2 separate regions of the Homo sapiens genome follow, and region 2 is linked to region 1. A link is an interaction called in ENCODE POLR2A ChIA-PET data of the cell type or tissue named here. Cell type or tissue: A673. All regions are shown on one strand.

Region 1 (2,500 bases):
CCATCTCTACTAAAGATTTTTAAAATACATATTTTGCCAGGTGTGGTGGTGTATACCTGTAGTCCCAGCCACTTGGGAGGTCAAGGGGGGAGGATCGCTTGAACTCAGGGGTTCAAAGCTGCAGTGAGCTATGATTGCACCACTGCATTCCAGCTTAGGTGACAGAGTGAGACCCTGTCTCTAAAAAAATAAATAAATACAAATAAAATAAAATCTAGGCTGGGCACGATGGCCCACGCCTGTAATCCCAGCACTTTGGGAGGCTGAGGTGGGTGGATCACAAGGTCAGGAGTTCGAGATCAGCCTGGCCAATATGATGAAACCCTGTCTCTACTAAAAATACAAAAATTAGCCGGGCGTGGTGGCAGGCACCTGTAGTCCCAGTTACTCAGGAGTCTGAGGCAGGAGAATTGCTTGAACCCCGGAGGTGGAGGTTGCAGTGAGCCGAGATCACGCCTCTGCACTCCAACCTGGGTGACAGAATGAGACAAAACAAAAAACAAAAAAACAAAACAAAACAAAAATCTAGATGCTTTAATTCCTACTTCAATATTATTTTTCCTACATTTCCAACAATAAGGAATATCTAGAATGGATTGGTGATGCTTGATGAGTCTCTGGTTAAGATTTTCAAAATAAAATCTGTAGCATAGAATGAAACATTGAGTTTGTCCACAGGAACACGGCTCCAAGGGGACCTTTTCCTTGAAAGATCTCTGGAATGTTCACTTGCCCTAAGAAGGAACATCTCTGTTGCTTGTACATCAAAGAAAAGAAGGGAAAAGGAAAGAGGAGGCCAGGCATGGGGGCTCACGCCTGTAATCCCAGCACTTTGGGAGGCTGAGGCAGGCAGATCACCTGAGGTCAGGAGTTCAAGACCAGCCTGGCCAACATGGTGAAACCCCGTCTCTACTAAAAATACAAAAATTAGCTGGATGTGGTGGCACAATTACAGCCTGTAATCCCAGCTACTTGGGAGGCTGAGGCACGAGAATCGCTTGAACCCGGGAGGCAGAGGTTGCAGTGAGCCAAGACCGCGCCATTTCACTCCAGTCTAAGCAACAAGAGTGAGACAAAAAAAAAAAAAAAAAAAAAGAGCAAAAAAGTCGTGGCTCAAGGCAAGATCGGGTGGTAAATAAGAGTTGATCTGGATTTAGAGCTAAGGTCCTTTTGAGAATTTTCTCCCTGAGGCCGCAGTTGAAGATTCATTTTGGGGTTGCCCTGTTCAGCAAGGAGGCTCTGAGGAGTGCAAGGGTGTGGGGACTTCTAAGAATGTGTTTTTTGAGTCAAAATAGAAACTTTTCCTTACATTCTGACTCACAGGGGATTAGAAGGTAGTGCATGGATTAGACGAAAATGCCTCAGTTAAGAATTTAATCCTGTTAGGCAACAGTAAGTCACTATTTTTAAAGGGTTTTGTGCCAAAAAGTAGAAAGGAAAAAAAAAAGTGGCATCCACAGTTTGCAGGAGATAATTGTTTCTAAAGAGCTGCTTGCTTGAGGCCTCTTGAATGCTACATTTTCTTCCAGGTTCTTCTAAAGAGAATAATGGGTTTAAATTGGGGGTGTGAGCGCTACCTTGGCTAGGGGTTACCAGTGGGGCTGTTTTGGCTTCAGGTGATGCCCAGGGCTGGAGCTGGAAGAGATGAGAGGAGCCAGGAGTGAGGGATTCTGGCTTCCTATCCTGTTGTCAGAGTTCAGTTATGCAGGGGAATGAGACAGAAAACGAAACCAAATGTTTACACTGATTTTGACTTTGTAGACTTGACAGTCGATTAAAATCCGTCCAGTGCCTTTTTCCTTTCCTTTTCCTTTCCCCTTTCCTTTCCTCATTCCTTCCTTCCTTTTTTTTTTTTTGACAGAATCTCGCTCTGTTGCCCAGGCTGGAGTGCAGTAGCGCAATCTCAGTTCATTGTAACCTCTGCCTCCTGAGTTCAAGTGATTCTCCTGCCTCAGCCTCCGGAGTAGTTGGGATTACAGGCGCATGCCACCACCCAGCAAATTTTTGTATTTTTAGTAGAGATGGGTTTTCGCCATGTTGGACAGGCTGGTCTCGAACTCCTGACCTCAGGTGATCCCTCATCTTGGCCTCCCAAAGTGCTGGGATTACAGGCATGAGCCACCGTGCCCGGCCTGTTTGCTTGCTTGCTTTCTTTTCTTTTCTTTCTTTTCTTTTCTTTTCTTTCTTTTCTTTTCTTTTCTTTCTTTTCTTTCTTTCTTTCTTTTTTCTTTCTTTCTTTCTTTCTTTCTTTCTTTCTTTCTTTCTTTCTTTCTTTCTTCCTTCCTTCCCTCCCTCCTTTCTTTCTTCTTTCTTTTCTTTCTTTTTTTCTTTCTTTTCTTTCTTCTTTCTTCCTCTCTTTCTCTCTCTGTTTCTCTCTCTCTCTCTTTCTCTCTCTGTCTTTTCTTTTCTTTTCCTTTTCTTTCTAGACAGAGTTTCACTCTGTCACCCAGGCTGTAGTGCAGTGGCATAATCTCGGCTCACTGCAACCTCTGCCTCCCAG
Region 2 (2,500 bases), 770 kb after region 1:
TGCAGGCACACACACACACATTTCACACGTACCACGACTGTGGGACAACCAACTGCAAACGTAGACTGGATTTTATTATTTCCAAGGACTGTAGTGGCTGACAAGCCGATATTCCAAAATGAACGGTGGAGACGTGGGAAAACATGTCCATGACACGTTAACTTGGGCAAATGCAGCTGTGAGTTCTGAGGCCCTTCGGAGATGGCAGGGGCAGCTGAGAGTGCATTGGTGCCATCTGCAGAATGAGCTGTGTCACACTTGCCAGCAAGTGGCCCCCCGCAGTGGAGCTCTCCTCCAGGCTGAGGGGAGGGAGGGACAGTGGCCCTGGGGACATGACACAGACAGTAACCCAAGGAGGGCCAACCTTTCAGAAGAAATTACAGACCAGGGCAGGTCTGGACCGACTGTGCGTGTTGGAAGTCCTGTCCATCTCCCGTGTGGGCAGAAACAGGAAATGCTTTTCCTAGTATATTTACCGAGAAGCAGAGTGGGGAATCTTTAAAAGGGCAAGTGGTGAGAGACACATGAAAGGGAAAGGGAGGAATTCCTGCATGGAGAAAGTATCCAGCTGGAAGAAGAAAACTTAGTAAACAGAAGGATGAGTATCGCTTCCCTAATCTAAGTGGAAGGCATTGGAAAGAAAACTGATTAGTGCATTTACAAAAAAACAAAATGAGATGTGAATGTTCTCTGTACTCATTTGTAATAAATGTGAAATCCTTAGATGACATTGCCACTTAGATGACAATGCATCCCTGGACGAACAACATCGAGAGGTTATGCAAATCACTATCACAAGGAAAACCAAGGGAATAAATGATTCTGCCCCTTCCTCCTGTGAATGGGAGAAGTATTATAGCATTAAAAAATTTAATAAAAAAAACCATTAAATGGTTTAAAACTCAAGTTTTAGTAATATTCTACAAGTACGTCTCATTATATACATATATTTGATTGATGGTGTCAATAAAAGTTTTAAAATTTGTTTCAATTGCCAGAACTGCAAAGGGTTTCCATCCATGAGAAAGTAAACTTTCTTGAAAGATGATAAATAAAATCTGGTATCACAGGGTGGGGAGGGAAATCTTTACTCACTAGAAGGATGCTTAAGAGAAGAGACATCAGAGGAGTTCATTAGCACAGAGGCCGTTAACTCCGCAGCTAATGAACAGGACTGACTCTGAAGGCTGGTTTCCAAAGCAACCGGAGAAATCCATCCGTGTCCTGGCCGGTGCCGGGCAAACCCCGCTGCCATGGCTCCCCCTGCTGGCGGTTCAGGCAGTGGCACTATGCAAACGTGCTCCCCACCTAGCTAAGGATCCTTAGGGAATGAATGGCTCATGGCAGGGAGATGCAAATTACAAAATGTTAAAACAAAACAAAGATCTCCCCCATAGCTCTTTTCAATGAATTCTAGGTACAACAACCAGTCACCTACTCTCTTCGGGAACATTTTCACAGATGTCAATGTGGACAAGGGCAGTGGCATTTGGTAGTAAGAACCCACTTACAAATAAATTAGGGTTTTTAAGGTGGAAGAAAGAAAAGAAACCAAAGCGGAAAGTCATCAAGATAAAAGCCTGGGCTAGAAGCTGGAAAACCTGAGGTCTGGTTCAAGTTCTCAGTTCCAGTTCTACTTAGTCACCCTGCACCTAACGACGTGCTTCTGTTAAAGAAGGGTTGGGGCTCACGTTAAAGGAGTTTAAACATGAGTATCCAGTTCTGTGATCTGATGCAGAAAATTGGCAAATGGTACCTCATTCTGTGAGAGTAAATTATATTTTCACCATTCCAAGATAAGGTAAGAATAGATTTGTTAGAAAGGATTCCCCACTAAGATTTGAGTTAATCACCATTCAGGGATTTCCCACGTCTCGCTCCTTCCCTTCCTTCTACAAACATTCATTATATACCTATAATGAGTTAGGTACTCTTCATAAAAGTGTGGATTAAAGGTTCTGAGAAAAAGAAAAGCTAAGCCTCTATATTTGATGACAAGATGTTAAGAACAAGTGAATGTGAAAACGTATACCACTATGATGGGAAATCTGCTTTTAAATAATAGCTTAGAAAGTGATGGTATGTGCATATAGGTGACAAAGGGAACCCAAATTTTAATCATTTCCTGCAGGATATGAAATAAAGCCCCAAACACTCTTATGAAGCCTCAAAGCTCTCCAGTAACTTTACTAACCAAGTGATATGTAAGTCAGTTTCATAAATTTTTGAATATAGGCATCAAATCAGTTCCAAGAGCTCAGCAGCAGAAGATTGCAGCAGGGACATCCCACTGCCTAGGAACTGAGGACATATTTTAGACATCTATTAAAGCATATCCGGATTTGGCTTTGGTCAGTCAGAGAAATCAGGTTTGATGGAGAAGGACCTAGGAATTAACCTAAAAGGAAGAGGGGATAAACTTCTTTATTGTGAAAGGCTGACTTAGGGTACATGGTTGCCAGGTCAGAAGGAAATGGAAACAATTTAAAAGTAATTATGG

The links. Peaks named below come from ENCODE experiments on the same cell type or tissue, not always from the same donor. Only the 100,000 strongest peaks of a DNase experiment are listed, where the experiment ranks them.
Region 2: POLR2A ChIA-PET joins it to region 1 with 6 read pairs; 2 of 35 experiments call an interaction of 5 or more read pairs at or near these places.

The regions. Positions count from the first base shown.
Region 1 is chr10:28,728,898-28,731,397 of GRCh38, forward strand. No RefSeq gene overlaps it. Among named protein-coding and RNA genes, the nearest start is that of LINC01517, 14 kb to the right of the region's middle. In A673, no CTCF peak of the experiment used is centred here; a DNase peak (open chromatin) is centred at 1,364; H3K4me3 peaks cover 899 bases; H3K27ac peaks cover 1,276 bases.
Region 2 is chr10:29,495,302-29,497,801 of GRCh38, forward strand. All of the region lies in intron 18 of SVIL (supervillin), which reads right to left. Among named protein-coding and RNA genes, the nearest start is that of MIR604, 49 kb to the right of the region's middle. RefSeq lists an enhancer at 1,057-1,558. In A673, a CTCF peak has its summit at 1,270 (motif pointing left); DNase peaks (open chromatin) are centred at 280 and 1,260; H3K27ac peaks cover 746 bases.